Linked DNA regions of Mus musculus: all the other regions are linked to region 1. A link is a loop called in an ENCODE intact Hi-C map of the cell type or tissue named here. Cell type or tissue: heart. All regions are shown on one strand. Links, peaks and the distances in the headings refer to the core of each region. The heading gives the core; the rest is flanking DNA. Region 1 overlaps Camta1 (calmodulin binding transcription activator 1). Region 2 overlaps Camta1 (calmodulin binding transcription activator 1). Region 3 overlaps Camta1 (calmodulin binding transcription activator 1).

What was found. A loop is a pair of places that touch in the nucleus more often than their neighbours do. Peaks named below come from ENCODE experiments on the same cell type or tissue, not always from the same donor. Only the 100,000 strongest peaks of a DNase experiment are listed, where the experiment ranks them.
Region 2: a loop joins it to region 1, with 2.2 times the contacts of the local background. A loop is called at or near these places in 2 of 42 quality-filtered maps.
Region 3: a loop joins it to region 1, with 2.0 times the contacts of the local background. A loop is called at or near these places in 2 of 42 quality-filtered maps.

The regions. Positions count from the first base shown.
Region 1 is chr4:151,749,843-151,756,243 of GRCm38, reverse strand. All of the region lies in intron 3 of Camta1 (calmodulin binding transcription activator 1), which reads left to right. Among named protein-coding and RNA genes, the nearest start is that of Gm52710, 17 kb to the right of the region's middle. In heart, for the core only: no CTCF peak of the experiment used is centred there; DNase peaks (open chromatin) are centred at 2,823 and 3,453; H3K27ac peaks cover 545 bases.
Region 2 is chr4:151,659,062-151,665,462 of GRCm38, reverse strand. The region is part of intron 3 of Camta1 (calmodulin binding transcription activator 1); the gene reads left to right. All of the region lies in intron 1 of Gm38442 (a long non-coding RNA gene), which reads left to right. Among named protein-coding and RNA genes, the nearest start is that of Gm52712, 21 kb to the right of the region's middle. In heart, for the core only: no CTCF peak of the experiment used is centred there; a DNase peak (open chromatin) is centred at 3,782.
Region 3 is chr4:151,630,984-151,637,384 of GRCm38, reverse strand. The region is part of intron 3 of Camta1 (calmodulin binding transcription activator 1); the gene reads left to right. Among named protein-coding and RNA genes, the nearest start is that of Gm52712, 7.6 kb to the left of the region's middle. In heart, for the core only: no CTCF peak of the experiment used is centred there; DNase peaks (open chromatin) are centred at 2,394 and 4,814; H3K27me3 peaks cover 735 bases.

The sequences.
Region 1 (6,401 bases), core at 19-5,018:
GGCTTAGTTGTGTGCCCGTTGTGCTGATGAGAGAGTATCTGGCTCTCCCTCAAAGGCGACAAGGTGGATGTGACCAGCAGGAACCGTGGGGTTGCTCTCAGGGAAGGCAGAGGCCCATGTGGCCTTCCCAGGAGACTTGTTCTGAGCAGAGCAAGAAGACCGTCCCAGGCAGGGAGCAAAAGCAGGTTCATGAGGTGTGGCAGGCATCGTGGGACGCGATGTGTTTAGGAGGGTGGAGAAATCCTGAGGGTGGCATGAAGGGGGTTGTGGGTGTTGGTGATGCCCAGGCTGCAATGGAAAGGCCCAGATGAGGTGATGTCTCCTGGCTCAGAGGGGACATCCAGGTCAGCAAGATCTGAGCCAGGAGAACGGTGAGGCCAGAGACGCGCAGTCCTCAATCCAGGCCACAGTGGTAAGAGTGTGGATCCAGACAGAAATGACAGAGTCACTTGTTAAGAAAAGGAACCTTGAGGACATAGTCATCTGTCACTGAGGTTGAGGCCAAGAGCCATGCAGGGATAATCCTCAGTCTTAGGCCTGGCTGGCTGGCTGGGCCCCAGAGGGAGGACAGTGACTTCAGCTGGAGGCCCCCTAGCCAGAGTTCATAATGGCACAGGGCTTTACAAAAGCGGAGGCAGAACCACAGTGAAGTACTAGGAAGGCTGCCAGGGGTATCTCTGCCATGAATACCTCACCCCACCCCACCCCCGACCCCTGCCATGGGCTCCCTGTGGGCAGGTCATGGGGAAGACACCGGGTAACAGGATCATGTGACAAGGTCAGGGGTATCGGCTTCTTTGCGATCTGGCAGGCTGGGTTGCGCCCAGCAACCCCAAGACCCTGAATGTGTTTCTTTAACTTCTGAGGCAATGCCTAGGACAGCTTCCCCAGCTCCTGTTTTGGAAGAATTAGGTAACTATTCTTAAATGGATTACGTCAGCAGCCCTAACACCGAACAGGCAAACGTATGAGAGGAAGAACCTCTCCCCAAATCCTGAGCCAGCTGCTTCAGGAGAGGACTGAAGAAGAAGACTATTTTTTGAAGCACAGACCACATTTGTCCTGAGAGCCAATAAGAAGACAGAGTTTGGGTAATCTATGCAAAGGCCCCTCAGTTGCCCTGCATCCATCATCTCAAGTGACAGAATTTACATCATTAATCATTGGTGGTAATAGAAAAGTCATTGGAATAGAATGTTGTCACAGGATAAATGTCTCCCAATTGCATATAAATGTCTCCATTTTACTGTACTATTTGTGCTTGAGAAATATTGTGGCTTCAAAATGTTGTTTATCCACTGTCTGGAAACCATCAGCACTGGCCTGGCCTACCCACAGCCTCATCCGAGGAAGCCACACACACACACACACACACACACACACACACACACACACACACACACACACGGTTCATCTCTGCCTCCCCACAGTTGGCTACAGAGCTAGGGAGGCAATACCGTGGGAAGCGCAGCATGGAAGCCCCTCCTTGGTGTCCCTGTGGGATGTCCTGTGGACACAGACACTTGCCCCCTCTCCTGGCTTCCAACTAGGAAGGTCAGCTTGTCTGGCCCTGGCCCAGTGGTGTTGGGTGCTCACTACTTCAGATCCTAGGATGTGGCTCCTGTAAAGCTGCCCCAGGCTACAGAGCAACCAGGGGGACATAGCAAGCCAGGGGCTGAAGCCTGAACCTTTCTGCCTCTTTACCATTTTAGGAATTAAGCTGCAGTGCTTTCTGGCTGGCGGATTTCTGCTCTGTGACCCGAAAACACTGTTTTTGGAAACTGCATCTGCTGACACCTTTTCCCTGAGGTTTCACTGTGTCTCTGTGCAATGCACTGCCCTGCATTGGTGGGTCGGGTGCTGGCTTCTTGTTGGGGCCGTAGCCTCTCAGTCTCCTCGGAGATCTAGAATTGTTTTAAAGCAGTGCCAAGCACCTGAGCTGATAGGCTGGGGTGGGGTTTCATCAGTACCTTGGGTGGAAGAAGAGGCTCCTTTAATGAAGATATTTCGTGAATGATGGTCTGTCAAATGTCCAAGTGACAGCTACTCAGGATGTCACAAACTGGTCAAATCCTATACACATTTGTGATACGGGATGGCCAACTCTCAAATTTGACCCAGTGAGGCAGTTAAAAGCCAGTTCCCACAGAGTTACCATCCTCTCATAAAAGGTACACCAACAACAGGCAGGGCGTGCCTTGGAGACGAAGCGTGCTCCAGTGGGGTGCATTCAGCTGACTTCTCCCACTCCCCTTTTAAAATTCTTCTCATTTTGCCAAACACTGGCAAGAACCTTTACCTGGCCCTCAGTCCTCCTGTTTCAGAAAAGCAAGTGGAGGAACAGAGGGACAGGGACTGGACGGGGCCTGGGGTTCCTGAGGCTTGTCTGTTCCGGTTGTTCTTGGCTTTGTAACAAATTACTCCCGACAGGGCAGTCAGTGCAAGACAGCAGTCATTTATTACGACTGCCGACTCTTTCAGTTCTGGAACAAGCACCCCCAAATCCTTCTGAGAGTCTGGGGGAGATGCAGACATTTGGGGGACCCCTCCTTCTGTGTAACCCTTTGGCATGATGGTTTCAGGGTCATGAATTCTCACATTGGATCCAGATGCACGGAGACCTTGGCCTTTGACAGAGCAGCCTAGCAAGTCACTTCTGCTTTAGGCTCTTAGGTACAAGCAAGCCATTAAGGCCAGCCTGCTCATGAGGAGGGAACCAGACACCACTTCTTGGCCGGAGGCTGGGCAGACTTGTTTTAAAACCATCCTATGTTTGCAACCAGTAGGCCAAGGCTGAGGCTCCCCTGGGAGGCTAGGTTTTAATTTGGAGCACTGGAGTCCTGGAGCCCTGCCCCCATTTCCTAAGAGTTCCAGGAAGGACACTGCTGGAGCGGCTCCCTCTTCCCTCTGGTAGGCGCGGCGCGCTCACGGCGACCGTAGCAAACTCCACTTTCTAGTTCCTGCTTGTACTTGGATGAAGTAATAAATTTCATGAATAAGGTAGATTCCATCAAATAAGTATCAATTAAAGTCTTTTATGATCATAACGGAGACTATGAATTAAAGTCAAGTTAGAGAAATAACCAATAAAAGAGCAGACTCCAGAAACAGATGAAAAAATCCCAGGATGGCAGGCACTTGCTGCTGTAAAGCAGCACTCTTCAACCTGTACAGAGCACCTTCTTTAAAGAAGACTGTTTCTCCAGGATGTGACCTGCTGACGTCACATGGGACCTGAGGCAGGCAGGAAGGGCTGAACAGGCCCTTTCTCAGCCTCTCCTCCACATGAGCTGGCTGTTCAGTGCTAAGGACTGACATGTGCTGGAGATTTCTGGTTCTGATTCCCAGGGAAGGGAAGATAGCCCCCTCTGGCAGGCAGCACCTGGCCAGGCCCCGAGGGAACCACTCATGGCTACTTCCTTCGCCTCGGTTGGCAGCCCTCACTGCTGTCTGTCTGCTCTTTGACCCAGGTTTCCCCAGCTGTTGCCGTCCCTCAGACCGAGCCTTGGAAAGCCTGGCTCACCAGCCCAGATGCCCTTCCCTCTATTTGGCCCATCCAGCTCACCTGCTGCTTTTCTGCAGCGACCTGGGAGGGCAGACTTGTCAGTAGCTCTGGCCAGCACATGACAGCCATCTCTGGTTAGACAATTGGGAGCAGGGGTACGATTGGCTGCTCAGCTCCTCTCATCCATTTGTGGGTAGCGACCAAGCCAGGCACACTCCTGCTTGCCTCCCATGCAATCACTGGGGCAGTTTTCCTTCTGAATCCCCTAAGTCTGCCGGGTTTAGTGAATTATTTAATATTACAGCTCTTGCCAGAAGAATGGTATGCAATGCATCGGAAATGCTCCGCTCTCTCCAGGCCGGCCGATAGCTCCCTACACTGAAGGGCCACCTGGGTTGGTTGGTGACAAGCCAACAGAAGCTTACCTGGAGCCAGTAACAAGCCAGGCCACTCAGTCGTCGGATAGATATTTACTGTGTGCCTGTCCCCGGCCAAGCACTGTTCTTAAGTCTGCGGTGACAAAAGGAGGAGCCATCATGGCTTTGAAGGAGAGCCACGGGAGACAAAGGCACAGAGAGGCCAATGAACAAAAAAATCAGTGGCAAGGAGGGGCTTGTGAGAGAGGCTGGCTAGGTGATCCTGAGGAATGAATGGCCTGCAGAGACCAGGGTCCACGTGGCCCGCTTTGCCCCAAGCAGGCATTAGATAGAGTTCAGCTCCATCCACTTGGCGACTGTGCATACAGAGGTGACCACAGCCACCCCTCCCCTGCCTAGCTTTCCCCCCTTACTCACAGAGCATCGACTCTGCTTTTCTGCTCTTGGCCCTGTGAGCAGGAAGTATATATTTAGATTGTCCTGTACTCTCCGTGTAACAGTCTCTCCATTCCTGGTGAAGACTGGAAAATGGGTCAGCTGTATTTACTAAGAAGCGCGTCCCAGCTCCTTTGCTGAGGCTATTTATATACTTTCAAAGATGTGAGCTAAGTTCCTACATCTTACTGGAAGCCGAGAGTGCCTATGAATACTCTTTCTATTACTACGCTGGGGATTTAGCACTTCGGGTGGCAACACATTGAGTAGAGCTGGCGGAGAATCTTGCAAATAGCGATTTTGATGGACTCTGGCAGCCTGAGCTGCCCCTTGGTCCGATTTCTCCAGGCATTTTTTTTTTTCTTGTGACATGGTTGTAGTTGCCTTGGATATGATAAGAGATTATACTGTGACTATAAATGTCAGGCCGAGGCCAGGCTGGGCCCTTCACAGCTGATACCGTGACAGCTTCATCTGAATAGTGAGGCATTAAGTGTCCAGTTCCAGTGACTGAGGCCTGCCCTTGGACCAGCACTGCCCGCTGAGCATGGGCCAGTAGGTCTAGAGGAAGGAGTTTCCAGAGCCTGGGACCAGGGCGAGCTTTTTCTGAGTCTCCTCCCACTGTTCACCTCCTGGAAGCCGCCTCAACCCCATGTCTTTTCCCCGATGCCTTCGCTACCCCACAGTCCCTGCCATCCTTCCTGTCTTGAACGTCCTGCCTGTACATTCTGGAGTCCTGACTTCAGGGCCATTATGCAGAGTGTGGCTGTGACTGTTCCTCAAGGTGACCGTTTGGTATGTGTTCTTGCCAGATCCCTACTGCAGCGAGGCAAGACTGGGTCCCAGTTAGACCTTGTAGATGGAGGCCCCACAGCTATAGAGCTCTCTACCAAAGAGACACACTCCATGCTGACCAGATGAGCTCTCAGCTTCTGGCAGCCCCTGATCACAGGGGTCTGCAGCTCATCTTCCCACTAGGGGTAGTGGGTGGTTCCAATACTTGTAGCTGTCTTGCCTCCCACTATGCCCACAGGAGAAGCATGCTGACTACTAAGAAACTACTAATTGTGCCAGAACAGTCTGCACTCAAGGCAAAAGGGCTGGTGGGAGGGTGAAATAAGTCCTTCATGGGCTGGTGGGAGGGTGAAATAAGTCCTTGATGGGCTAGTGGGAGGGTGAAATAAGTCCTTCATGGGCTTGTGGGAGGGTGAAATAAGTCCTTCATTGGCTGGTGGGAGGGTGAAGTAAGTCCTTCAGTCACTGGTTCAAGACTGTATCTGGCCATCCTGTGTGATGCTCCCAGTATAATCATCTAGCCCCCACTCTCACTTTGGGATGGAGTATGTCTTGAGGAGAGTTGAGCTCATTTTCTCCCAGATCAGAAGTACCTGGGTTGTTGGCCCCTAAGTCTTTCTGTGATTAAATTTTAAATGATATCCTTAGACTTAACTACCTAACAGTATCTATGTAGTTTAGACCCAGAGTCCTCAGTGTGTCCATGGTGAACATGCTTAGTAGCCACTTGACGACATACCTGCTTTCTAAGATGTCCTTTGTGACCATATCGCCATGGTGGGCTGCATACCCTTCAAATATTTGTGAACTCGCAAACCCTGGGTCACATTGGATCTCTTCACCCTCATTCCCTGTTTCAAATGCTGTTCTGTTGTTGTTTGTTTGTTTCTTGTTGTTTTTCTCTTGTTGTTGTTGTTGTTGTTGAGGCCCTTGCCTTTTATCTCAGCAAACCCCAAGAACGTAGGCATGGCATCCTCACAGGGCCATCCAAAGAATGGCCAGTGGTGAAGATGATCCATCCTGGGCGAGCCGATGGGCCCCAGGTACTACTGAGGGTTGCATCCCTCCCCCACCCCCAGGGGTTTAATATGCCCTGTGGGTCCCCTGTGTATAAGATGCCTTGGAACATTTAGGGAACAAAGTTCTAGAGACTTGGGGGGCAGCCCTTGGTCAACTGAGAAGACTATTCCCATCCCTCAGGCTTTGCATCCCGGGTACCCATTGGAAAGGTTTGCAGAAGAGATAGACAGGTCTAGGCAACCACACACACACACACACACATACACACA
Region 2 (6,401 bases), core at 944-5,943, 92 kb after region 1:
CTTATTATTCCAAGTCAAGAAATTTAGAAAATTATAGGATAGAGTATCTTGCGGAACAGATGCGGAGAGACTAAGCCCCTGTTCTTTTCATTCGCCTGGCCCTGCTAGGCGCGCCTGAACATTTGCCATTCCAGGACCTTCTGAGAGGGTCTTGTCTGCTGTGTGGGTAAGCCTAGTGGTCCTCGCAGCATGGCGACAGTCTCACTGGGCACAGCAGGAGAGCCGAGGGGGGGTGTCCTGATGGCCTCCCTGTCTCCTCTTACTGCACCCTCACCTCCACAGAGGCAAGCCTCGTAAGATCTCCACAGGCCCACTGTCTTGGGTAGTTAAAACGTAAGCTAGAGGTATCTGAAGGGAGAAACCTCAGTAGAGGCAATGCCTCCACAGGATCCAGCTTTCAGGCATTTTCTTAATTAATGATTGATGGGGGAAGGCCCAGTCCATGGTGGGTGGTGCCATCCTTGGGCTGGGGAGCAAGCCAGTCAGCAGCACATTTCCATGGCCTCTGCATCAGTTCCTACCTCCAGGTTCCTGTCCTGCTTGAGTTCCTGCCCTGACCTTCTTCGATGATGAATGGTGGTGTGGACATGTAAGCTGAATAAGCCCTTTCCTTCCCAAGTTGCTTTTAGTCATGGTGTTTCATCACAGCCTTGGTAACCCTAAGACACCACCCTGTGCCTGGGGGAGTGCCTTTCCTTCCCCTGGATCACCCAGCTGTTGCTATGTCCCAGGTCCATTGTCTGCCCTCAGGGCATCACCAGCTGCCATCAGGGGTGGGGGTTACTGCCACCTTCTGCACGTTTCATCTGAGTGCATGGACTATTGACACTTCTCAAAATTCTCTGTGTGCATGTATGTATGTGTGTATGTATATATGTATGTATGTATATATGACACTTTTCAATGTTTGTATGTGTGTCTACTCATATCTGTATGCATGTATGAGCATGTATGTGTGTTTATGTGCATATATATATCTGCATACATGTGTGTGTTTAGGTGTGTATATGTGTGTTTGCATGTATATGTCATCTGTGCAGAGTGTGTGATGTGTATGTAGTGTGTATTTGTAGAGGCCACAGAACAACTTTGAGGGTCATTCTTTAGGTGGCATCCACATACATGCACACATACATACATCACATACATGCACACATACATACATTTACTTATCTATGACGCAGGGTCGGTCTCTCTCTGACCTGCAGCTTCTCTATGTGCTGCTCCCATCTCTTTTTCAAGATGTATTTTAAATTACACATTATGTGTATGTGTGTGTGTGTGTGTGTGTGTGTGTGTGTGTAAATGCAGGGCCCAGGGAGGCCAGAAGAGGGTGTTGGACTCCCTAGAGCTTAATTTACAAGTGGTTAAGCTGCCTGGGTGGGTGCTGGGAACTGAACTCAGGCCCGGATAAGAAGCACTCGCTCTAAGTGCTGAGCTCTCCCCGCCCCAGGTTCCCCTTTTTTATGCCTGACTGTAGGTAGCCATCAGTAACTCACTCAAGAGCTGAAGGAAAGGCCTCAGTCCTGTGAGGGCTCAGCAGGCTTGGTCTGTGGTGTTCCATTCCTGTGGGCCTCAGAAATGGAGCTGGAATGAAGCAGGCTCCAGACTGGACGCTCTGACCCTTTGGGTTGGGATCCTGCTGTGCTGGCTCTAGCCATGTGACTTTGCTTACGTTGTTGTTTTTCCTATGTAGTCTCTCATGTGAATTTGGCACACATTTTTAGGCAATGAAAAGGCCATAGGAATTTTATGTGCAATATGTATGTGTGACATGTGCCTGGAGAATTCTGTGTGTGGTATGCATGTGTGACATATGCCTGGAGAATTCTGTGTGTGGTATGCATGTGTGACATGTGCCTGGAGAATTCTGTGTGTGGTATGCATGTGTGTTACGTGCCGGAGTATATTGACACGTTGATCACATACTCACGTGCAGACTATTTTTGAATGAGCTACTTTTGTAGAACTGACACTTGCGGGCTGGGAAGTTCGGCTCAGTTGGTAAAGTGCCTGGTGTATGTTCATGAAGACTTGTGTTTGGTTCCCCAGCCCAAATGTGAACAGATGTAGCTGCACGCCACCTGAAAGTCCATTTCTGGAAGATGGAGGGGAGAGTGTTGGAGTTCACTGGCTGGCCACACCAGCTGAATCAGTGAGAGACCCTGCCCCAGATAACAAGGTGGACAGTGAGAGACCCTTGAAAGTGCAGACCTCACTGTAAAATGCTCAAGCACACTCACTGGCACCTGTGTGCACATGGACACTCAGGTACACATGCATGCACACATGGGTGCACACACATGCATACACATACACAGACACACATGCACAAACTCACACGCACACATACCTGTGTACACACATGCTCACATACACACGTACACTCACACACTCACACATTCACATACTCATCTCTCTCTCTCCCCATCTATCTGCCCACTCATAATCAGAACACTCCTTAGGCAGGCATCTGCTTGACCTATTGTGTGCTAGTCTCTGTTGAGCCTTGAATGTTTGGAGGAAATGAGTAGCCCCCCACCCCATGTCTTCATCGTGTCTTTAGCTGGAGAGAGATGATCTGGTACGTGTCCCTTCAACTCCGCCTCACTTTCATGTGTCTCCTTTTCCTCCTGCCTCCATTACTGGGGTCTCCAGGTTTAGGGTGGCATCCTGCAGGTGGTCCTTTTTGGACTGACTGTGTGCACAGAAGTGGCTGTTTTCTACCTGTGATGGCTGCCTGCCTCGGCAGAGGTGGGGGGCGGGTGGGACTCGTGGGTGACAGTAACAAACTAAGCCCTCCTGAGGCCCCAGCCTCCAAGGCTTTCTGCTGGATGATCTCAGATCTTCTTTCATGGAGGGTGCTTGCAAGAAAGGCCTTTTTTATCCTCAGAGGTGTCCTGTCTGCAGATACCCGACTGTCTGACATCCTGGGCTCCAGCTGGTGAAGAGACCTTCCCAGGTCACTCAGGAGTTGGAAGAGTTGTGGACTCACTCGCCACTGATAGGTCAGAAGGTGTCTTCTGAGCAGGTGTTCTTGTGGTCTCAGGCTGGCTTGGCTGGACGCTACAGTGAAGTTTTCAGATGGAGACCCTGCTACAGTCCAGATTGAGTAGCCCTGAAGGGCTGGTCTCAGTGCTTCTGGTGTAGGGCATCTCACTGGGCTCACCCTGAGAGGACACACCCTGCTATCTTTGTTATTGCAGAAAGCACAGGTAGAGACTACATAAATTCTAGAGAACTCCATGGCGCTGTTGCAGGCTTCCTGTCCTTCCTCTACTGTGCCCTGCCAGACTTAAGCCACAGATTCAGCTAGGCCAGGGAGAGTGCCAAGAAAAGCCACGTGGTAGGAATCTCCCCAGAATTAGGGTGCCTCTCTGCCCCACAGCTGAGGTCCCCCCTGCAGGTGTGCTCCCTGTGTTGGGGTCAAACCATCTGTCTTAGTTTCTCTGCCGGTTGCTGTGATAAAACACTCTGACAGAAGCAGTTTAAGGGGGAAATGATTTATTTTGGCTCACAGGTCTCGGTTACAGTGCCTCACGGCAGGGAAGCCACTACGGCATAAGCTCGAAGGAGCCGGCCATGTAGCACGGGAGTGAGGAATCTGTGCTTTTGGATGCTCACTTTCCTTCCTCTGTTTTTCAGTCCAGGACCCCGAGCCCAGCGAATGGTCCCAAGTTCACAATTGCAGCGGGTCCTTTTGTCTCCATTAACATAATGAACATAATTCCCTTCACAGCTGTTAGAGCTCCCGGCCTGGAAGAGCCCAGCCCAGGCTTTGGCCTGGCTTCCTGTTTCTGTTGGTAAGGCCAGCTGCAGGAGCTGCCTGGGGACTCTAATGTGAGTCCCAGGAAGGCCACATTGTACCTGGAATATCCCCAGACAGTGAAGATCAGTGGTAACCCCTGAGTATAGAGGGACTCTTCCTATGATGCCCCCCGCCCCCACCCTCGCTCTTCCTTTCTGGCGAGGGCATTGTGGTAGGTGGAGCGTGGTAGGTGGGGCAGACTCCTGTGTGCTTTGAGGTGGTGGTATTGGTGCCATCCATGTGCTATCTCTTGTATCTTCAACCCAGTCTCCCCCTGACTCCGGGACCCCAGTAGGGAAGTTGACACCGAGAATCTTCTAGAACCATCTTTATGCCCATGCCTTTGCTGGTCATCTGCTCAGCATCTGTAAAGGTGTGTTGGTGACATTTAAAAAGGTTCCCTCAGAACAACAGCATGCTCCGTGGCCAGCAGAACTTGCCAGAGGATGTCACTTGGACTAGGGATGCGATCCAGGCCCGTGCTTGTAATTCACCAAGTGCTTGTTATGAGGAAGGGACATAGGATTGCAGGGCTCCTGCCAGCCCAGCAGAAGAGGCAGTATTTGAAATGACATATAAACTGTAGGCCAACAGTAGCATAAACGGAGGTGCCCTGAGCTGGGGTCTGGTTTACCAGTGCCCCAGGGTTGTGAACACTTCCTCAAGACAGGAAACAAGAACATGAACACTTGGCTTCCTTTGCTCTAGACCCCCAAACCAAGCTGTCCCCCAAAGAGTTCTGGTTTATGATGGAGCATCTTTTCACTCCGCTCCTCATTTATCTTGTTCCTTTCTCTGGTTTGTATGTGTGGGTGAGTGTATAAGTGTGACTGTGTGAGTGTGAGTGTGTATGTGAGAGTATGTATGTGTGTGTTTGTGTGAGTGTGCATGTGTGGTGAGTGGGTGTGAGTAAGTGCGAGTATATATGTGAGTGTGAATATGTGAATGAATGTGTGTGAGTGTGCATGTGTGGTGGGTAAGTGTGTAAGTGTGAGTGTGTATGTGAGTGTGTAAGTGTGTAAGAATGTGTTGTGAGTTTGTGAGTATATGTAAGTGTGCATGCATGGTAGGTGAGTCTGTGTGTAAGTGTGAGTATGACAGTGTGTGAGTGTGTTGTGAGTGTGTGAGAGTGTGAATGTTTGCGTGTGTGTGTGTGAGAGAGAGAGAGTGTGTGAGTGTCATTGTTCATGTGTACATGGATACCAAAGGTTGATGTTGAATATCTTCCTTAGTTTCTCCTACTCTTTCTTTCAGAGACACTGAGTCTCATCGAACCTGGAGCTTGCCGGTTTGATTCAGCTGTGGCTTGCTGACTAGGGCTTTATAGAGTTCCTCTCTGGCCCCAGGACAATCGATAGACACAGCTATGCCCTGCCAGGATTTTACAGAGGTTCTGGGATCCTCCTGTTTACACAGCAAGCACTTTGCCCACTGAAATCTATCCCCAGTCTCTGATCTAAGAAACTTAAAAAAATCAAATGAAAACTATTCGTGGGCCAGTGAGCAGGGCGAGGAAGTTGGAGGAAGAAAATCAGGGGGAGAGGGAGGCATGGACTGGCTTGAACGTGGCCACAGTGTCACAGGAGTGTGACATCAATGCCCCCAACCCTTGGTTACCCATTATCAATGATGCTAGACAGCCAGGGCACAGGACTAAGACATGGCTCATCACAGATCACCTCCTGCATCACTCTACAGGCACAGAGTCCCCTCACACCGTCACAAGACGGGCAGGCCTGGGGCAATATGATAATTGGGACCACACTCACATGGATGATGCATTTTTGGTTTTGGTTATTGACCATTCCTGTGTCTAAGTTACGGATTAAACCATATCATAGGCTGGTATGTCTAATCTAAGCAAATTAACAGAGCACTGTGAGGGTTCAGCACCACCCTCCACTTCAGATATCCATTCAGGGGGGGTTTCTTGAATTGTATCTTCTGTGTTAATGGAAAATGAGGCCACTGCTGGTCACAACTTAGCTAACACACCTCAGATGTCAATGTTTTACCATATGTCACTTCTGCCTGCGTGACCCCGGGTATTTGGAGCAGAAAAGCTACAAGAAATGGTTTTCAGTATTTAGCTTTCAGGAAGGCACACATTCTGCTTCCTGGTCAGAGGGAGCCTGAGACCCTGTGTGGGACAGTTTAATTCTGGGTCCTCTCCACACTGTCCACATCGACTGCCATCTGGTGAGGTGTGGCAGCTACCGGCCAGGCCTGCACGTGCAGTAGCTCCTGGGTTTGTCCCCAGAGGCTCAGAGGGGAAATGAAGTGACCTGCTGAGGCCATGCGGCCAGCCAACTGCAAGGTTCTGCGCATTTAGACTGTTGAGGCATGCACGGGCTGTAGCGTGCAGTGGTCACAGGAAGCCATCAGCAATGTCCCCTGGAGCTGAGGTCACCTGCACCGGTTTGCTCCGGCTTCTCCAAGGTTCATGCAGCTGCCCCTTCATCTCCGGTGTGCCTTGTGACATCAGTGTTCAGAAGCTCTCTATAATCTAACCCTTCTCTTGTCATTTGGCTGGTAATTGAGGGAGGCTAGGGAGAAGGGTATTCGGTGACTCCTGGGTGTCCGGTAGGTAGTA
Region 3 (6,401 bases), core at 1-5,000, 120 kb after region 1:
GAGGAAGTTTATTCCAGCATGTCACCATCCTCTTGAGCCCACCTGGGGTGGCATCTTCCCTCTCAACATTCCTCATTTCCTTTCTCCAGTGTCCCCCGTCCCCCTCCGTCCCCCTCCCTCTTCCCTCATTCCTTCCCCCCTCCCCTCCTCTCCCTCCTCCCTCTTTCCTTCCCCTCTCCCCTCCTCTCCCTCCTCCCTCTTTCCTTCCCCCCTTCCCTCCCCTCTTCCCACCAGTCTGCCATGTCTCCTTCCACCGTCATCACTATTTCGGTGAAAGCCTGCAGGACTGGGTGAACAGCGCAAAGGCTCGGTGTTTGCCTAGCACCGTGAACAAGGCACTGCCCAGCATCACACTGAAACAGCTGGGGAGATGGCTCAGCTGGCACACTCACCACACACGCATGGGGACCTGAGTCTGACCTCTAGCATCCACACAAAAAGGCCAGGAGTCATTGTGTGCATTTACAATCTCATGCTGTAGATGTGGACACAGGGTCACTGGTGAGCCTCCTGTCCCAGTGAGAGAGACCCTGTCTCAAAAAAGCAAGGGGACTACTCGTGAGGAACAACACTGGAGGTTGTCCTCTGACCTACACCTACACACACACACACACACACACACACACACACACACACACACACACACACTCACACACATACCTACACACACATACACACACATACATATTCACATACACACAGACACACACATACACACACATACACACACATACACACTCAGACACATGGACACACATACACATACATGCACACACATACACACATAAACACACATACACATAGGACACACACAGGTTCAATATTATGTACATGGGTACAGCACATGTTCACGTACATATCACACACACACACACACACACACACACACACACACTAACCTCCCCACACTCATCCATGTAAAGGTTTTCTGTGTTGACACTGGAATCCTCTGGAAACAAACTCTCATTGATGATAATGTCTCCCCAGAGACCCTGAAAAATGTGGTCCTCCACGCCAGCCCTTCATATGGGCAAGTCTCTTTCTTTCTCCCATGTGTCACATAGAAACCAATACTTCATGTGCCCAATGTTGTCATCTCCAGAAGAACCACAAGAGTCCAGTACCAATGCTTGCCCCATGTTTCAATGTACAGCAGAGGTTTGGAGCATTTAAGTGTGGCTTGATGAAATCACCCCACTGAGAGATCCAGAGCTGACCAGCCTGTCCCCAAAGATCCCTGGCCGTCCCTGGCTCTGCCTCCCTGTCAGTGGCTTGAAGCATCTTGCTTGCTTATCCTGTCCTCTGCTAGAATGGAACCAGCCAGCCACCACCCTTTACTTGGCTCCCCATCCGCTTATCATTAGGCAATTTCCAGGCCACTTTCCAGATGTTTACCCCTCTCTACCCTAGAAAGGTTGTTTCTATTTCATTAGACTTGATATATACCCATCAAAGCCCTTGAGGAAGAACAGCTTCCAGAAGGAGGGATCTGAAGGTGACCATTCAAGATACCGACTTGGCTTCCAGAGCTCGAAGCTCAGGTGGAGCCCAGATCATCAAGGGTGGTTGACGGAATTTCTCCTGTGCTGCAGATGGCCCGGGGGGGGAGCAGCTCTCTGAATGGGAGGCTGATAAGTGTTAAGCACACACTTTCCCCTTTCTAGATCCGTTTCCATGAAAAACTGCAGATTCTGGCACTGGAATGCACTCGTTTAGATTTTTTGATAACAAAGGCCGTGTTAATCAGGGGGCCTAGCAATGAGGTTGTCACAGCCAAGGAAAATCACCGGGGATTAAATGAAGTGGTTTAATGATACTGTCCCTTTCAGAGCTGCTTCTCTAGCCTCCCATGTGCTACCTACCCTTGACAGACCTGGGGCTGCTCCAGCGGGCACGCGAAAGGGAGGAGCCCCGCTTTGCGAGAGCCTTTCAGCTCCCCTGACCCCTCTCATCAGGAAGGAGCAGAAAGTCCAATTTCAGACCCGCTCCTGCATATTAATAGCAATATTACTTTTAAATTGAAAATTTCATTTTTTCCTGCCTGGTGTGCAAGCAAATAATTGAGACCTAATTTACTTTATTTAATAAGCTCCCGGGCAGTGTGGTTAAGCCGCACTGATGAAAAACCTGGAGGACATTTGTTTACAACGTTCCAGATCCTTCTGGCTGGCTTGTTTGCAACTGAGCACATTCCAGAGCAGAAGCAAGATGAGACTTAAGATCATCCTATATCCCCAGAGAGCCCCCCAAGTGGACCCCAGGTTCTCTGGCCAGCAGATCCCAGGGGTGTCCGTGGTTCTGACTCTGGTATTGGCAGAGCTCTATGCTGACGGAGAAAGGCTGAAACATCCCGTCCTGACTCATGTGTCCCCAGGGTAGAATTGACACACTCACTCTGCAGACAGCTTTGAGCACCTGACTCTGCTGGCTAGACCGAGAAGCCTCTGGATCCTTTGAAGAATCAGGGTCTGGCGGGAGAGAGGAGGAAGTGACTCATTGCTCTGGGGAGAGAGTGTGGGACGGAGAGATTTGTCCCATTCTGAGTGCTGTGCTCCTTGCTTCTTGGACCACTGCCTTTGATACATGCATTTAATGCCCCTGAGCCTTGATTTCTGCATCTAAAAATATATAAGGAGTGTCTCTCTTCCAGACTTAGGATAGAGCCTAATGTGACATGGTTGTCCTGGAGTCCTGCCCATCTCTGTTCCTGCTTTTGATCACCGGGAGGGAACTGTGCCTCCCTGACCCCTCTGAAATTGGGGTTGAGGGGCGAGTGACTCAGCAGGAGCTGGGATAGCCAGCATCAGCGTTTACAATGTATCTTCCTTGGGTCAATACATATAGAACTGGAGCCCCAGGGTTTACAATGTGTCTTCCTAGAGCCGTATCAGCTGGAACCCTTGAACATCCACAAGGAGCAGGTCCCTCCCCTGAAACATGCAGTGTATGTAGCACCGGAAAGAAGCAAATACTCTGTTTGTTATCACTGAGACGAGAGAGGAGACAGTCCGGATTACAGCCACAAGCTGCATGGTGAACAAGGCATGTTTGGGGTGGGTGGTCTGTGTTTTCCCTTCAGCATGACGCAGCTAAACCACAGAGAAGGCCGAACATGAAGTCAGGACTGAATGTCTAAAGCTGCAGGAGGGACAAGGGATCCTGTGTGGGACAGCTGGCTCCTCACAGCCTTGAAAGATGGTGTCCACCTCCTATGCAGATTCTCGCCACCCGTTTTTCCCTTTCCCCCTCTATGATGCTGCCTGACTCTTTTTTCTCCCTGGGGAGACGTGATCGAATGTCTCTTTACCCCAGATACAGCTCCAACTGTAGACCAAAGGAATGATTCCACTCCAGTCCAACTTAGTGAGCCAGGGAGTGTATGGAGGCTGCGTGACAGCTGCTGTCTTTGAGTCTCCTCTCCCCTTGACTGTTACTGCTTATGTAACCTTGGCGACAGGCCTTGTGAGTCTGGTAACTCTCAGGAGTTTCCTGAATCCTTAGTTTATCCTGAACCTTGTTAGTTTTGAGTACTGTCTTAGTGAGGGTTTTACTCCTGCGAACAGACACCATGACCGAGGCAAGTCTTAGAAGAATAACATTTAATTGGGGCTGGCTTACAAGTTCAGAGGTTCAGTCTGTTATCATCAAGGTGGGAGCATGGCAGCATCTAGGCAGGTATGGTGAAGACAGAGCTGAGAGTTCTACATCTTCATCTGAAGGCTGCTAGCAGAATACTGTCTTCCAGGCAGCTAGGATGAGGGTCTTAAAGCACATACACACACACACACACACACACACACACACACACACACACACACACACACACAGTGACATACCTACTCCAACAAGGCCACACCTCCACAATAGTGCCATTCCCTGGGCCAAGCATATTCAAACCATGACAAGTGCTTTCTGAGACTTACACGCCTCCCCCTTGACTCCAGGAGAGAATGTTGCTGGCTCCATTTGAAGGCTATTGCTATGTAGCACCCACCCTCTGTCACTGTATCCTTCTTACTTCCACTCCATGCCCTTTGGTTAGGGGTCCTGGGGCACAAAAATGATGCTAGGAGCATCATTTTTTTCCAGTGGGTCTGTGTCTCCAGAGAGGCCTCCTGTCTCAGATCTCTCTGCAGCTTCTTTTCTCTGCTCCCTAGGTTTCTTATTGCTGCTCTCCAGGACAGATCATGAGGATTAGATAGCAAAGCCCTTGTTAAGTCCAGAGCCTCCACTTGTTCTGCGATAGTGAGGTGTCAGCCCAGCAGGAGATCTGCTCAAGTGCCATCTAGCCATGTCCCCGGCCTCCCTGGCTGCAGAGCTCTTGTCACTCTGCACAAAATCCAGTGTTTCTATCGCCAGGTGGCTTGTTCTAGTTTTCCTTGACAAAGAAGAGATTTAGGACTTGAAGTAGCTGCCCTTCTGTGAAGGCTTCAGACGTACTTGGGGACGTCCTTGTTGAAAGATCAGCTTCAAGTGGCCATCTCCTATCAGCGAGACCAGGAAAGTGGCAAGGGCAGCTGTGTCAGACACATTTGCAGATCCTGATACCTGTGCACGGAATGAGCTGACATCGGAGCTGTGCCCTGTGACCCCTAAGATTGGAGGGGAGTCTCCAGACCAGTCAGGGGGGAGCGGGAGCGGGGCAAGGATTCAATACTGCCTTCTCAGAGACAGCATAGCCATGCCCAGGACACTAACAGAGGAACACTGTGGCTTTGGGCAGTGCTCCATGTCCTAAGAGGCTCAATGTAGGCAAAGGCAGTTGGGAGCTAGGTCTCCTTGGCTCGGCCTGCACTATTTAACCAGTGGTGAATTCTCACAAGCTGGCCATCCTAAGAGCAGGGACAACTCTGGGTCATAATTGTGCACCTTTTCTGTGGGCCTGGAACACGGTACACAGGAAGCCAGGAGGCAGAACCGGATGAGGACTTCCTGTCTAAGTGGGAATCAAGATGTGCTCTCTTGGTGGACGGAACTCAGAGCCATGGGCGAAGATAATTTGAATATAATTGCTCGAGGAATAGAACTGATTAATTATTGTGACAAGGAGTTTTTGAGTGTAGCAGAGAAAGGGGGGTCACTCTAAGGTAAGAGAAGATACTGGGATACAGCGTGATATCTAGAGTGAGGGAGGTCACAGCAGGAAACCCTGAAAACTAAAATACAATCAAGAGTTAGTACTGGGGATTGAACCCAGGGTCTTATGCATTCTAGACAAATGCTCTACCACTGAGCTATTCTCTTCGCCTTAGAAGTTTTCCTGTCAATGGAATTAATTAAGAGTTAGTTGCAAGAAGCCTTTCTCTCTCTCTCTGTCTCTCTCTCTCTCTCTCCCCCTTCCCTCCTCCCTTCCCCCCTCCTTTTTCTTTCTGGTTGGATTTGAACCTAAGGCCTCATGTGTGTAGGCAAGTGATCAACCACTGAGCTTCACCTTAAATATCCAGTAATATCAAGTCTGGACTTGTAGAAAGGTGGGCTGTATTAATCCTAACTTATAGTTAAGATGAAGGACTTTCATGGTGCAGTGGAAAAGGAAAAGACAGAAACGAGTATGTTCCAAGCTGACAGTTTGTCCAGTTTCTAGATGTGATGAAACCACTTCAGGGGGAGGCACTCAGCGGTTAAGGACACTTGCTGTACCAGGACCTGGGCTTGTTTCCCAGCACTCACACTGGGCAGCCCACATCTGCCTGTCACTCCAGTTCAGAGGCTCCAACACTATCTGCCAGCCCCTGCAGATGTGTCATTCACACACATGCACGAGTGTACATGTACACACACACAAAAAACCCTTAAACATCCCGCATGTGCAAGCCCACTGCCTTGCTCCTTTAAAAGAATGGCTTAAATATTCTCAGTAGCTTTTTAATACACCGGGGACTTCTTTGTAGTTTAAATGCCACTTTTGCTGTTGAGATGATGAATCAGTAGAGTTTTAACAAGATTTATATTTTAAATTGTATTAAGTTTGGCGGCTGTAACTCCAGCTCCAGGGCATCTGGTGCTCTCATCTGGACTCTGTGGGCATCTGTGTACACATGTGCACAAACCCATGTGCACACACCCCTCCTATATATACATAGTTAAGAGTAAAACAAACCTTCTTTAATTATTGATGAAATTTGTAAGCGACGAGGTTTCAGGGATTTCTTTTTCTGGGAATCGACCTAGGGTGCATTACCACCGCCTTGTACTTCTGGCCCAAGCACGGGCTTCCTTGGGGAGGGATGGAGAGTCTCACCTTTGCTTTTGCTACCTGCATGAGATGGATCCAGCTTCCAGAAGCCTTTGCCTGGAGACCCCGCAGCAGGGCCCTCTTTCTGAGGGCTCTGTGCTGAATGCAGCCCTCCTCTGTGAGCGTCCCCTCACGCTCCCTGTCTCCACGCATCTGTTCTGTGTCC